Linked DNA regions of Mus musculus: region 1 is linked to region 2. The links are chromatin loops, found by intact Hi-C in ENCODE. Cell type or tissue: heart. All regions are shown on one strand.

Region 1 (8,000 bases), 440 kb before region 2:
GGAAAGAAGCCAGCAATGAAGAGGAGGAGCAATGGGGTGAGCGAGTGAGTCACAAAGATAATGTATGCACAAAATAGGCAGGAAAATGGAGTGGGGGAGGGTGTTGGTCTTTTGGGTTTTTTGTTTGTTGGTCCAGGTTTGTTTTGTTTTGATTGGTTGGTTGGTTTGGTTTTGGTTTTTTTTTGTTTTTTTAAAGATTTATTTATTCATTTATTATATATAAGTACACTGTAGCTGTCTTCAGACACTCCAGAAGAGGGCGTCAGATCTCATTATGGGTGGTTGCGAGCCACCATGTGGTTGCTGGGATTTGAACTCAGGACCTTCAAAGAGCAGTCGGGTGCTCTTACCCACTGAGCCATCTCTCCAGCCCTGGTTTGGCTTTGTGAGTCAGGGTTTCTCTGTGTAGCCTTGGCTGTCCTGGAACTAGCTCTGCAGACCAGGATAGCCTTGATCTCAGAGACCCATCTGCCTCGGCCTCTGCCCCACCGAGGGCTGGGATTAAAAGTGTGTTCCACACCATCCAGTGAAGATCACTGTAATCAATGCTGCCTGGAATAACTCGAAGTAAAAAGCATTACAGCAATTGTACTTTTTATTAGTAGTATTTTGTGACAGTGTCACTATGTTGTCTTGGTTGGCCTGAAGCTCATTGTGTGTATCACATGAGCCTGGATCTCATGGAAATCCACCTGGCTCTGCCTCCCAAATGGTAGAAATTATAGGTTCATGCCAACATGTCCATCACACTACAGTGATTTTTTTGGATGTTGCTTTGAGACAGGGTCTTTCTACGTAGCCCTAGCTATTCTGGAACTCACTATGTAGTCCAGGCTGGCCTCAAACATAGAGAGATCCTCCTGCCTCTGCCTCCTGGAGTACTTGGATTAAAGGTGTACTACCACACCCAGCCCATTACAGGAACGTTCGTTCGTTCGTTGGTTTGTTTGTTTGTTTGTTTGTTTGTTTGTTTTTCAAGACAGGGTTTCTCTCTGTAGCCGTGGCTGTCCTGGAACTTACTATGTAGACCAGGCTGGCCTCAAACTCAAGAAATCTGTCTGCCTCTGCCTCAAGCACTAGGATTAAAGGCATGCACCACTACCGCCCAGCTTACAAAAAACTTTTAAAAGCATAGATAATCAAAAGTTAATTCGTATGGCTCTTACTTTAGTTTGTGGCTACAATCACTGGCAATATTCTGTGCTCATGAACTAATTTTAAGATGAACACTGGTGGCACATGCACTTAACCCCAGCACTCAGAATAGGGGCAGGTAGATCTCTGAGTTTGAGGCCAGCCTAGTCTTCAGAGCAACTTCTAGGACAGCTAGGGCTACACAGAAAAGTAGGATGTGATTATCAAAATAATGTTCAGACCTTTAAGAATCAGGATTAGGTGAGCAAGGGATCTGGGGACAGAATTGTAAAAATTGCCTGTCTGTCTGTGGAATTAGTTCCCTCATTCTAACATGTGGGCTCCAGAGATGGAACTCAGGTCATCAAGCTTGGTGTCATCTCATCTTTTGAGAGAAAGATCCCTGCTACTTAGCCTCCCGTTTCCCTAACAGAGCCCAGCTCCAGGGTGCCAAGAAGTCAGACCCAATACAGCTAGTATTCTCCACAGGAGCTAATAAAAATTACCTATCTGTCCCTCTTCACTGAAAAGACCTTTTCCTATCAGATTTCCCACTATGTGTATACTGCGGCCCTAGTACAAATTCGACATCCTCAGTCCCTCTTGCACACAGTGGGAGATTTAGAAATGTCTGATTACCTGATAGGAGTGACAGGGATGGCCAGAATGTTCAGTTAACTCTGAGCTAACTTAAACTGTCCCCAATTCAGTCATCCCAAGGTCCTCTGACTAACCTGACAAGGAGGCCCTTGTCCACTCAGCTTCTGCTACTAAAGGGAGACCATTAGTTTTGAAGTTGTATGTGGAAAAGGATGTTAACATTGGTGGCAAAGCAAAATGGACAATTTAAAGAGAAAGGACAAAGAGCATCAAGAAGAAGCCCTCCCATGTGAGGGACATTCAAAACTCTCACACACGCAATCGACATCGGGTGTGGATGTTTTAAAGCTCATGAAGCCATTTGAAGCATCTGGTCTCATAACTTACTTAAGGACAAAGAAGGATGACAGAGAACGTATGACTAAGGTCATGTGACAGAAGGCTTTCTAGAAAAGTAGGATTAGGTAAATTCCAACTGTTTGGTTTTTTTTGGTTTTTGTTTTTTTTTTTTGTTTTTGTTTGTTTGTTTGTTTGTTTGTTTGTTTTTCGAGACAGGGTTTCTCTGTGTAGTCCTGGCTGTCCTGGAACTCACTTTGTAGACCAGGCTGGCCTCGAACTCAGAAATCCGCCTGCCTCTGCCTCCTGAGTGCTGGGATTAAGGCATGCACCACCACGCCCAGCTCCAACTGTTTTAAAAAGTAGTGAGCAAAACAGGGTTTGCCTTGCCTCAAATGACCCCAAGTTACCTATTTATTGCTTTGGGGAGGCAGGGTGTGAAAGCAGCTAGCTGTGAAAAGCAGGATTTTCACATGCTGTTTACTTATGAGCCAAGAGGCTGACTATGAAGCACAGATTAATAGACTTTCAGGAAAAATGATCTTTAGAAAGGAGGCACATTTATTTGTTTAATGGCCATATCCACAAGGGGAAAAAACCTACAATATTAACAGTGATGATCCTTGGAAGATGGGGCTGTGGGCTTCCTTTTTATTTCTAAATTTTATGAACTACTAAAAAAAAAAACAAATTAAGAGGTGTAAACTGTAGTGAGTCTAAATGTTCTACAGGAAGGGGAAGCTACTCTACCAGTTCACCTGAATCCATTTTGGATCGTAATGATAGCCAATGACTAGCCTAGATCTTTCACTCAGCATTTATGCACATCTATATACACAAAGGCACACTCATACAAACACACACACACATCATCATCACCACCACCATCATCATCTTTTAAGCCCACAACAGGATCATTCTGATAAATCAGATTTTCTTCTTTCTCTACTTAGTGATCTTTCCACAATGATAACAGCTTTATAATATTCATAGTTACAATGTAACATAACTTATTAATCCCTTCTTTGACTGGCATTTAAATTTTGTCCCCTTTTTATGACTGCAAATAGGAGGCATAGAGAATAACCAAATGCTTTAAATATTCTATATTTGAAAAACCACAAAACATTTTTAAGCATTTAAAAAAAAAAATCTCACTTACTTTGGATTGGAAGTAAATGCTTCCAGATAGTTCTGTTTGATATCGCCCATTTTACTGCCGCAGCCATGATCCTTAGCAAGTGATTTGAAAAAACGATATTGTGAAGTGAAAGCTGTTGCTAGGCACACAGATTTTCGTTCCTGTTTAAGAGAGAAAGAAAATCGGCTACAAAGGTAAAGTTAAACACTAACATCAAGGTAGGAACCATTAGCTAGTGCTCATCATTTGAAAACAAGGCTTTTAAACCTGGCCGTTCCAGTTTAACAACAGGACAAAGTCACTGAGATCAAAATATGAGAAACAGAGCAACTATTCCGCTATCATTTCTCTTAAGTGCAACTTTCTCAGGACTCTGCACAGTCGGCTTCACTTACTGAGTGCTTAGCAGAATACGTAATTAGAAAGTCACTCACACATAATACACGCTGCAAACTCTTCCTCAAATGCTAGTGAGTCTACATTCTAGCTCCCAAGTCCCACCCATAGGATCCTATCACTTACAGTAATGCTGTTTCTGATGAAACTAAATATTCAACATGAAAAACTTAAGAGGAACCCATCGATGTCACTATCTCATCTCCTGTCACATAACATTTAAAGATGCAGCAAGCATATTTATTTCGAATCATGAAAATTTAAAAGGACTTGCTTCCAAAGACTTTAGTGTTGCTCACTTACAAACTGGAAGATTTGAGGCAAGTCATTAACTAAACGACCTTCCAATTCTTCAGTGGTAAACTTCAAGAAGCAACCACAAATTTCATGAGATGGTGTAAATAAACGGTAATTACTGTGCCCCTATTCTCTATTGGTCTCAGTGACCCTCTATAGGCAGGAAAGGGATTAGGATAGGGCTCTCTTTATTTGCACGCAGATGCCAGACATCCTAAGAGCGCCGCGAATGGCAAACCCTGAGTTCATTCAGCTAGTTATTTATGCCTTGCAACCCACTTTCTTAATATTCTGTGCTCTTTCAGTTTATTGGGAACGAAGGCTGAGAAAAGTCAAATGCTTTATTTTGGTAGTTCACTGTCTAACTGGTGGCATGCACGGAAAGAAAACCCACGTCTTCTGATTACAAGTCCAAAATCAAAACGTTTGTGGGGACCTTCCTCTGCTCCATGCTAGCATACCCAGGGGAGGGTCAAACTATTGCTCCAAAGAGAGACTTTCCAGGATGAGCCCCTTGGCACGGAATTCAGTTCCAAACCAAACACCCCGGTGGGGCTGAAGTTCGAGCAACAGTAATACAGGGACTACCACCCAGGAGCCGGTTCAAAGACTTGAATCAGGAGGAGTCTAAGGAGTCGCAAGGTCAACTTGGTGCAGGCTGACGCCCGCATGCACGCCGAGGTGTGCTACAGGAAGGGCGCAACCACACGCCGGCCCTTCTGCAAGATGGAGCCTGGGGACACCGGCAGCCTCGTCCTGCCTCCAACGACAGACATTAAAGCCCTCAATGCCTACGGACAAGCCTTCCGGGCCTGTAAGGAGAGGGCAGCGGTACCTCCACGGCTACTCACCGCGCGCTCGCCATCTTGCTTCAATCTGGGTCCTAAAGGCGCCGTCCAGCGCGCGCTATACGCGCGCGAGGCACTCTGGGAGTTGTAGTCTCTGCCAGGAAAGTAGCCCTAGTTGCAGAAAGAAGGCGGGGCGGGCAGCTGTGGCCAGGCTGCATTTGTTGTGGCCCCTTGGACTCAGGATTCCCAAAGGTGCCCAGACAACAAAATCGCTACCCTCCCGATTTTAGTAGCAGGAACTATTTAAAATAACATCAAAACCAATGTTATACTATTATTCAGAGAATATTAACATTCTCTAAAATTTATGAGCCTATTGGCACCAAATTCAGCTCCAAACCAAATGGATGAATGTGTTTTTCATAATGGATCAATTAAGTTTTCTCAGAGAAGACAAAATGCCAGAGAATTCAAATGAGGGGCCCAGGACTGATATATTTGAAATGAAACCTAGAGAAGCTTTCTCAACCAATGGATCTGATAGATGTAGGAGCTGAAAGGAGAACGTTCCGGGTGTGGCTTTGTCGACTGACTAGGTTAGTCAACAACCTACAGGAGAGGAAAGACTGATAGAGCAGGTTAGAAGTTGTCTGGTAAGGGTGGGAATGGATTCCATTCAGGAGCTGTTGATTTGGGGATTCGCCTGAGACACGCAAGCGGCGATATAATGAAGGTAGAGAGATTTGTTTAGAGAGTAAAGGTTGGGCTAGATAGGAGTATAAAGCCATAGGATTGAGGGCTGGGTATGGAGCTTGGTGCTAGAGCATGCCTGAGACCCTGGGTTTGATGTCTGGCACCACAAAAACATGAATAAAGCTATGAGAATAATGAGTTGGTCAACACATTGACCTCGCTACTCCGGAGACTCCTCCTGCAAGTCTTTAAATGGCTCATGGTTGGTAATCCCTGTGTTCCTGTTCCTCAAACTTCAGACCCACCCACCGGGGTGTTTGATTTGGAACTGAATTCAGTGCCAAGGGGCTCACTCATCCTGGAACGTCTGACCCTCCCCTGGGTATGCTAGCATCGAGCGGAGGAATGTCTTATTGAGATGTAGCTAAAATGGAAGAGGGCTCCAAACAGGGCCAAGGAAATCTAACATATATCACCTAAGAGGCCACCTAGCATGGGAATATCTGAAAAGAGACAGTCCAACAAATAATTGTTAGTATTCCTTCTAGACTCCGCCCAATAGGTAGACCTGTCTTGCTATAAAAGTGGCTCTTTGGCCCCCTGCCCCCTGTTCTCTCCCCCTCCTCTTCTCTGTCTCTGTCTGTACCCCCTTCTCAACTCCCCTTCTCATGCCTCCAAATTATTCTATGCTACACCTGTGCTATGGCTGGTACCTGGAGGGTGGGGTTGGGGACGCCTCATCATGAGCCCACCAAGGCAACCCTTCCAACCTAATTTGCATGGAGGTCAGTAACTTTCTACACTCTGACAGTACATTCAAAAGTTGGGTCTAGTTGAAATATAAATTTTTCCATGCTTCTGAGTTTCATACAGACCGCGAGTTATAGTTTACTTTGCCTTCAAAGTTCGTATGACAAATTGACATTATATTTGCACTTCTGTCTTTTCTTAAGAGCTTAGGAACAATCATGGTGGTGCAAGCCTTTAATCCCAGCACTCAGGAGGCAAAGGCAGATGGATCTCTGTGTTGCGGGAAATATTAAAAATGACCAGCAGGTTTCCCACGCTACTGCCGGCAACTCTCTGCCCTGGCATGTTTCCTGGGCCTCTGCCTCTAAACTAGCCCCATCAGCAACTGACCCTGGCGTTCCCCACGTGATTCGGTTCACTGCCTCAGTGCTGCCCGTACCCTCTCAGCCAAAATCCCCCTGTGGTCGGTGGTCCCACATTACAGTAACCCAGTAAAACAAAACTCTAGAAGCTTATAATTAACAAGTCAGATTTATATATCAATAAATTCTCAATTCACAAGATGCCTACACAATAATTTCAGAGCCAATTGATAATAATACAAGCGGCCCACCTAGATCAGACAACTTATCCCAATTATTCTATCCCTATGTGATATTCATAACTACCCGTGGGTATTTAAAGCCATGCGCGATCAGGATCTTCTTTCTGTCTGTCCGTCTCCATCTTGGCTTCTCCTCCTCTCCTGAGAGACACTCTGTCTCTCTCTGCAACTCTTAGATCTGCTTCCCTTTTCCCTGTCCAATCACAGGCCTCCTGCTGCACTAATATTTTAATGTAATTGGACAGGAAAAATGCTGCTATATCTCTGCATTTGAGGCCACCCTGGTTAAAAAAAGAAAAGAAAAAGAAAAAAGAAAAAAACAAGACAGGAAGGAAGGAGGAAGAGAAAACATGGAAAGAGGAATGTCATCATTTAATGTCTAAATCTAATGATTTCTAGCTTGAAGTTGTATTTGTTAGGATTTATCAGAAAACAGATGATATGCCAAAATTGGGATGTAGTTCTGATATAATTCCAGAAGGTATTCTTCACTGAGGCACTGATGTATGGGTGATTTATAGAATTGGAAAACATAGTATTTATATACCCCAGCTTTGGTTACACTGCTTAGTGTAACTCATTCCTTCATGAACCTCTAGACCTGAAGGTAAAAAAAGAAACAAATGCCAAACCCGTTGAGAGGTGCTGGCACATAGCCAAAGAGCACTGACACCATGAGGTGACCTTGAAGGAGCCACCTGAGACAATAATTACCCTGACTTCTCTGGACTTTCTCTTTCCTACAAATTAAAACTTAGTCCCATAAGACTGTCTCCTGTTTCAGATGCCAACTGGAGACTTAGATAGAACAAATATTTGTGTGTCTTTGTGTGTTATAATCTCAAACCCAACTAGGCAGTCATATTACAAGGTGTATTGGACTTTTTTGGGGGGGGGCATAGTTTTGAGTAAAGTATTTGATAGAAATGACTTTAAAGTATTGAAGTTCTTGTTTTGACTCATGGTTTTATAGGATTTATTTGATGGTTGTTTGGTGCATGCCCCTGGGCACAGCATCATGGTGCTGGGATCCTGTAGAAGAGGAGTATCCACAATGTACAGCAGGCAGAGACAGCATCTGACAATGTGGCAAATAGGAAGAACAAAGCCATATTAGGGAGAGCTGTAGTAGTTAAGTTTACCTTTGTAGCTGATTTTCTTTTTTTTTTTTTTTTTTTTTTTTTTTTAAAGATTTATTATTTATTATATGTAAGTACACTGTAGCTGTCTTCAGACACTCCAGAAGAGGGAGTCAGATCTC
Region 2 (8,000 bases):
CTCCCTTCATTTGGTAACCAAGAAAGGTAGCCTCTGAACTACAAAGTTGGGTTTCCTTAGCCTATACACTGTAGCCCAAGGTCTCTAACTTTTGCAGCAGTCCCTCAGTGACTCCTTTATGAGCTATTTTGGCCTCAGAGGCTAAGAGGAGGTCATCTACATACTATAAGAGTATGGTCCTGGGAAACTTCTGATGGAAGGGCAAAAGTTCAGAGCTTAGTGCCTCATCAAATAGGGCTGGAGAGTTTTTAAATCCTTGGGGCAACTTGGTCCAAGAAAGTTGCCCACTACAGCCTCTCAATGGGTCTGTCCTTTCCGAAGCAAGTTTGGGTTGACCAGCATCTCATTTCTCAGGTCCAAGGCAGCGTACATCTGTTTCTCTGGAGGAATCAGGTTTGTGAGTGTATAGGTTGAGGACCGAGTGGATGCTCTTGACCCTCTTACTCACTTCCCTCAGGTCTTGGACTGGTGTATAATCAGAGGTCAGAGGTTAAATCACAGGCAGGAGAGGTATATTCCAGGGTGACAGGTTTCAGGTTAAATCACAGGATGTCTGTCTTTACAAGTTGGGCAAAATTCCCCTTTTTGTTTCTAGAGTCACTGGGTATGATTTGAATATGGACCATGGTAGCTGAACTAGTGAACAACTGTGGGAATTTGGAGTTGGGGCAAGCCCAGGGTTAATTTTTGCCCATACTTCCAGGAGTCTGTTGTAAATCTGAGAGCTAGTCAAGCTATTTGATTGTTGGTAGGGCTTTCAGCTAGAGGATTTTTTTCTCACAAAGTACAAGACACCAACATTTTGCTGGGTATTTATATGTCTGGGTTTGATCAGAGGTGATAGTGATTTTCAGTTTATGTAAGAGATCTTATCTCAAAAGGGGGCTGGGGAAATCAGGCATGACCAAGAATGAGTGGGTTATTGTAGAGAGAAACTCTTGTGCTCTGTAGGGATGCAGAGCCTGTTAATAAAATGCTGATTGACCTATAAGCTTAGGCAGGAAATAGAAGATGGGACATCCAGTGGAGAGATTGAATTTTGTGGGGGTGGGGTGGGGGGAAGAAGCACAGGGGACTTGTCTTGGGACATGAAGGAAGACAGACACATGAAAGCTGAGCAGCAGTAATGAGTCACATGGCAGAACTTAGATTAGAAGAAATGGGATATTAAGTTATGAGCTAGTCAGAGAACTACCCAAAACGTATGGCCAAGGTGTTTGTAAATATAGTAAAGCCTCAAGTCATTTTTTCCTGGGAACAGGGGCACAGCAAACAACCACAAGAGGTTACTATCCCCTTTCCTAGTGTTAGGGGAATAGGGTTGTCCAGAGATTCACTGGTGAGACCACGAGCACATTTTAACAAAGAGGAGGCTTTATTTAGATATGGGCACCAGAACTACATGTATGTTTGGGTTTCTCAAGATGTAGGTAGCCCTGAGCCATATTAGTCAGGAGTTTATAAAGGTAAAAACTATATGGTTACATTCTGGTTACCTGTTAGCACATATCTTGCCTATGTGCTAGAATTCTGTGTGTGTAAGCAGGAGCTCAATTTATTAAACAGTTGTCCTGCAACTTTGATTATCTTGAGCAAGGAAAGCTGGTTTACAGAGATGGAAAATATGGTTAGCATTGTGGCCTGTTACAAGAACAATAGTTTCTGTTAAATTATACAAGACCAAGCAATTACAGGAATACTTAACATTCCAGGAAGTTATTTGTTTTTGAGCATAGCTTCTTCAGGCTAGAGGTATTTTTATTTTCGAATCCCTTATAGATAGTAAACTTTAAGCATAATGTAAGCATCACACTTCTCGAGTCAAACTCTCGACTCTGTGTGGGTACCTGTTTATATTGGGATCTAATATACCCAGTTAAGGCAATAATTAGCCTGAGCAGAAGGGCTATAGGCACTGCTATGGCTGGCAGTATACTTATTAGCTAGGAGGATCCTGAAAATGAGAAGCGGAATCATTCTTTGTTTTCCCCGATTTTGGGTTCTTTCTCTTTCTGCAATGTTTTTATGTTTTTGTTTTTTTTTTCCTTTGGAGTGTAACCAAATTATCTCTAATGATTCCCGAGTGGTTTGCGTAGAAATGACACTTTTCTCTTAACCTCCTTGTTCTGCAGTTGGTTGAGCCCCCTGCCATACTGCAAAACCACATCAGCGAATGATTCCTCCTGTTCTTCCACTGTGTTAATAGATTTTCTAATGTGGATAGACCCTGTTCTATTTGATGTCCTAGGCTTTTGAGAGAGGTTTTGCAACTGCAGAATCAGTTATACAGATTAGTAGTGGAGAACAGAACATAAATTATCACAGACTGAGGGAGTCTCCTGCCTTTCCTATCCTGGAAGAGCCCCATACTAGAAGCCTCCCTCAAGGTGAGAGTGGCAAAAGATGAGGCTCCTGGGAAGGATCATGAAAGGGAGGGTCGGGGTGTCCTGCAGCTGGCAGCCCAAGGAGGCCTGGTGTGCCTTTAAAAGAAGAGCAGGTGGGGAGGAGGCCTCCAAACGGGAGTCAGGAGGGGACTGGGGGGTCAGAGTCAGAAATAGGAGAATGATCGGGTGGTTGGGGTTGATAAGAGGATCCGCTTCAGGTGTGAGCTGGGCTCAGCAGTGGATCTGGTGACATGTATTTTTGCCTGGCTGGTGTTCTAGGTGTAGAGGGTGGCAGCATAACTCCCTTGACGGTGCTGCTAGGACCAGAGGCCAACACTTGTCCTGCACCTTAGTTTCATTTACTTTCTCTGAAACAAAAATGGTGGTGTTGGGGGAGAGATCTGGTCAGTAAGTTTTTAAATTCTGGGATTTGGGACTCCTTCAGGCCAGAATGTGGGATACTGGTCCAGGTGTCCTGGTTTATTAGAGACCACACGTTGCCCTTTGTGCATAAGAGGAAGGCTGAAGTAGCCTTCAGCAGGCCAGCCCACCTGAAGTGAAGACCAATCAAGGGTACACAAAGTAGTTAATTTTCCCGTTGAGATCTGTTCTCCAGACTCGTGAGCTTTCCTCTGGAGACTCTTAAAATGAGAGTTCATCAGATTCAAGGGGTTTTCTGGGTAGAAGAATTTTGACCCATGATTTTAAATTTCTCAAGAACAATGAACAGCACAAGCAATCTACACAATACAAAAATAGGACAAAGTTCTCAAATCTGGTAGCCCCCCCACCCCCACAATCCTGACCTAACAGCGTCCTGGAGGCCCCACCGACTCAGAAACTGACACTGCATTTAGCTTTTCCACAAGTCCCTAGGATTATTAGCTACAGATAGAGAAACCTTACCTGAGGTATTCAATGCTTTCCCCCACCCCACAATCTAGGCATCCCCAGTTCCCAGCCTTTCTGATTGCTCTCTCAGCTCCCAGGTCACTAGGTACTGTCAGTATCCCAAGTTTCACCTTGTGCAGTTTAGTCATCTAGAACCTGGCAGAGGCCTCCCAAGCACTGGAATTGCCTGGGAGAGAAACACTTATAACAGAGCAACCCCGAATGCACATTACAGAGAGTTTCTAGAGACAAAGAACACAGAAAACTCACATCCTAGCTGGCAGTTGAAGGAGGAAGCAAGCAAGTGGTTAAACAGAAGCCAAGGACACGAAGTTAGCTGGGGTATTTCTACCCCTTGCTTTTAGAACATAGTTAGGTGCTTTCCCACGGAAGGGCTAGTAAAAGTGTGTGTGTTTCAGCTTAAAACAAGGATGGCTCCAGCTGAAATAAGATGAAGAAACCTTTGCCCTGTCACAAAAGGATAAACCCAAACTTCTCTAGTTAATCCCAAACCCAGCCTCCTCCCATGTTTTATTGTTGCTCTGATTGCAATCAGAAGCAGGAAGGAAGCGGGTAACCTGGGTATGGAAAAGCAGGGGGAAGCCCAACACAGTTAAGTAAGCCTTGGTTTCTCGGGTCCACAATGGCTTGGAGTTTAGAGGTCGAATCAGCCTTTCCAGCCAAGAGGAGGATCCGGCTCGGGGTTGCTGCACTAAGAGCGCTAGCAAACTTCCATCCTAGGCTGGGGCTCAGCTGAAGTTAGCTCTAAAACCTGTTCTTCCATCCCCGTGTGGGGGACACCTCCAGGCGGGACCCGTGAGGTCCCCACGCATCTTCTCCATCAGAACACCAGGCAACCCTCAACATTCCCGAGCAGGGTCCGGCACCCAAGGTCCAAGCTCTCGGCGGAAGAAGCCAAGGCACCAGCTTCCTGTGGCCTGTCTCTCACACTAGCCCCGCTTCCGATTGGTCGAAGCCTCGGGCCGGCCCTCCCTCCGGCCCCGCCCTCCCCGCGGATGGACAGGCCGAGGAGGCGGGGCTGCAGCGGCTCCGCCCCTCGGCCCCGGGCGGGCGGGCCCGCCCAGCTGTCAGTTACGGGGGCGGCCCGGCAGGCGGGCGCTCGCTGGCTCCCTCCTCGCTGGCTCGTGCTCGTGAGCCTCTCGCCGCCTGTGGGGAAGTCGGGGCCGCCAAAGCCGCGTCCACCGCCGCCTCTTCCCCGCCCTCCTCCCTCCCGGCTCGGCTGCCGGCCCCTCGCGCCCTCCAGTCGTGAGTAACCCGCATAAGGGCGCGGAGAGTCCCCGCGGCGGCGGCGGCGGTGACGGCGGCGGCGGCGGCCGGCCAAACCATGTTTCGAAGGATCTTGCAGAGGGTAAGAGTGAAACCGTCCTTCCGGCAGCACGTGAGCGCGAGCGTCCGAGCCCGGCCGCGGGGCAGCCCGGGCTGGAGGGCGGGGGCGCTCAGAGCTCCGCTAGGCCCGGTGACAGCGTGCGCCGAGGCCTGCTGGTCCTGCCGGAGCCGGGCTGCGGGTGGGGCGGGGCGCAGGCCGGAGCCCGGAGGGCCTCCAGCCTCGGCTCCCGCGCTCGGGGCTGTCACCACGGGCTGGAGGGTGTGGTGCCCGCGCGCGCCCCTCCCCGCTCCCCGCTCCCGGCTCCGCGCCCGTGGGTGCTCGGCTGCGGGCGGCTGCGGGGCCCTTCCCTGCCCCAGCGTGCCACCACCTTCCCACGACACGCACCTGCCTGTCTGCCTCCTTACTCATCTATCTGCACGGTACAGGAGGGTCATGGGAGACCCGGCCTAGTCCTGGGACTTGAAGACGCTGAACTGCCAAAGTCGGTGGAGAAGGAAGATATTACTCACTGTTGGAAAGTTTCTTTTAAGAATTACAAGTGCATTTTCCTCTCCAAGACCCAGAACCTCATTTTAGTTATCCAGGACTAAATGGCTCAAACGGCAGATACACTCCAGTTTAGTTTCCACCAGGGCTATCTCAATGTAAAATCTGGGAAATCTTGAGGGTAAAAAGGTAAGAGCGTTGGAAAGCCGTAGATGTTTTGTTTAGGTACCAGTTCCTAGAATAACATAATTAAAATCGCTTCTAATAAGAGTTGCCTACTCAAGTGTTTTGGATAGCTTCCATTCGCTCCCTTCTGCAGCTGGTTAATGTAAAGAGATGTTACCTAGAGAGTAGGAGAATTAGTTCAAAGGACAAGAACTTACTGAATGTGTAGCATTTAGTTAAGAAATGTGCCAAGGAGGGTTGAGTCAGCCAGTACACAGGAAGGGAAGATTCTGTTTAGACAGCTTCTGTGAAACATTGAAGTCATCTGGTCATACATCAGAGGAAACATAGTTAACGTCTGCTCTGGCCCTCTGTGGGGACATTGGATTTTTTTTTTTTTCCTTTTGCAATCGTTTTTGGTAGTTTTTTTGAAACTTTGATAGAGCTGAACCTTGGTAGCAAGCAAGGGCATACCCTTTACTCTCCCCATCAGCTGCTTTGTTCAACAGCAAAGGCTTCTGTGCATGATTGATGGCTTGATTTGCTTAAGAGAACTGATTACCTTAACCTCAGGTTACACACGCACACGTGAGTGCACCCCCTCCCCCCCCATACAGTTACCCAAGAGAAAAGGAGTTTGTGGTTTGCTTTTAAGTTTATCAACAATGTTTTCTGATTTGGGAGTTGCTTCTGGTGGCAACAGTTTGGCTTTCAAAAAACATGGGTTTTTCAGTTCTGAAGACCTGGGATTGTATGACGATCATTCTTCGTATTGTTGTTTGTTTATCTGATCTAGAAGTTTCTGTCAAAATGGAAACATGGTATTTACTGTGGTTATTGCTGAAATATATTATTGAATCATCATATTTGAATACATCAGATTGACAAATGGGCTTCCCAGCCTTGGAACTAGAGATACTTGTGAGTAAGTCGTTCTATCGTAGGGGTGGCTTTGTGCATTTGTCAGTAGCTAAAGTCATCCATCCCTTCTATTGAGTAAATGATAAGCTACATTCCTTCTAATATTGTACCTGCTTCAGGCAAGCAAAACTATCTCCAGACCAAATGTTCTCTAGGGGCTAAATTGCCCCTAGTTGAGATCCACCATGGTATGTATATGTATATACATATACACATATATATGGATATATGGATATATCTATCCTTCAATAGGAAAGTTTGAAATGTCTCTCATAGTTAATGTTCTCGTCTACAGTGGAGAGCTTCAGTAGGATCCATGTATAATGCTAGGAGCTATGAAATGGTTTTTAATAAGATGTAGCCCTCCCTTTAGAACTCGGAACTTGGTTGGCGGGGTGAACATGAAAAAGTAATTACAGTGCTGTGAACTGGAAGAATGAGGAGTGCTCTGGGAGCTACTTTGGAGGAGGTTGTTAGGCAGTTATGATAAGCTTTGGGAAGGAGGACATAGTTATAGCTTGAGAGGGAAGGACATGCCAGGAAGAGGGAATAGCATTTATAAAAGTATGGGGTCATAAAAGGAGCAAGGGATCCTTGGGGGGGATGAAGGGTTAAGTTTAAGAGGTGAGACAGTATTCAGGGATGGGTGGGAGATGAGGCTACTCTAGTGGGGAGTGACTAAGTTAGGAGAGGACCTTGCATCTCTTTGAAGTGTTCAAGTTTGTCTTGTCCATGTGTCTGTTTTGAATGCTTAGCATTTAATAAGAGTATTTTGATGATGCTAAGACTTGTGATTTATATTACTAATTTAGATCCTATAATGTGTGTTTTTATTAACTCAACAGGTGGTTTTTGCTAACAGGCATAACGTGAGTCTTTATTTTGTAACTGTCAATCCTTTTTTTTTTTTTTTTTTAACCTTACCCTGTCAACCTTATTTCTCAGCAGTGGAACTATGATACAAGATTAAAAGTACACATACTGATTTGGAGGGTTGCTTGAAGGGTCCATGCTTTTAACTGTACTTCACTTCTCTTAACATTCTGTTTTTAGATGATCTTTCATTTTGACTATTATAATTTTCTTCTGATTAGTATTTTTTAGATAACATTTTGAAAGAAGAAAAGGACATTGCATGTATAATCAATTCTGACTTCATCTTTGAACATTACTAATAAGTCCTTATGGTACTTCACAGATATTTTATTCTTCCTCTTCTTTTGTTAGCTTACTAAAAGAAAGGTGTTATTGAGGGTTAGAAATGCCTGGAAAATGGTAAAGGTGATTAAGACACCCTGATATGTATGTAAGGAATATTTTGATTAAGGTATAGCCTCATTGCATTTCTATTCTGTGGTAAACATCATGAACAAGGCAACTTATAAAAGAAGGTGTTTACTTTGTGTCTTATGGTTTCAGAAGTTAGAGTCCATGATGGTGGAACAAAGGCATGGCAGCAGGAACAGCTGAGAGCTCGCATCTTAGTGCATAGTTTGGAGGCATAGAGGGAGACACTGGGAATGGCTTGAGACTTTTAAAACCTCAAAACCTGCTCTCCACGCCCCATACCTCCTCCAAAAAGGTCCTACCTCCTAATCCTTCCTAAACAGTTCTATCAACCAGGGGCCAAGCATTCAAACCTATAGCTCTGTGGGGCTCATTCTTTCTTCATAGATCCTTTGAGAAATACTTGAACTTAAGGCTCTCAGTGGTCAGAAAGATGATCAGCATTACTACAGTAGGCAGTTTGCAAACTTTGTGAGATTTCTTTCTTAAAGAATATGGTATAATTTAAGAATATTACA

What was found. A loop is a pair of places that touch in the nucleus more often than their neighbours do. Peaks named below come from ENCODE experiments on the same cell type or tissue, not always from the same donor. Only the 100,000 strongest peaks of a DNase experiment are listed, where the experiment ranks them.
Region 1: a loop joins it to region 2, with 2.9 times the contacts of the local background. A loop is called at or near these places in 1 of 42 quality-filtered maps.

Annotation. Positions count from the first base shown.
Region 1 is chr10:95,497,151-95,505,150 of GRCm38, forward strand. Mrpl42 (mitochondrial ribosomal protein L42) reads right to left here and starts at 4,799. Exons shown (of 6, transcript NM_001359476.1): 1 at 4,756-4,799; 2 at 3,233-3,372. The coding sequence starts at 3,299. In heart, a CTCF peak has its summit at 4,749; a DNase peak (open chromatin) is centred at 4,821; H3K4me3 peaks cover 1,843 bases; H3K27ac peaks cover 1,281 bases.
Region 2 is chr10:95,936,329-95,944,328 of GRCm38, forward strand. Eea1 (early endosome antigen 1) reads left to right here and starts at 4,335. Exons shown (of 29, transcript NM_001001932.3): 1 at 4,335-4,644. The coding sequence starts at 4,621. In heart, a CTCF peak has its summit at 4,403; a DNase peak (open chromatin) is centred at 4,323; H3K4me3 peaks cover 2,576 bases; H3K27ac peaks cover 2,006 bases.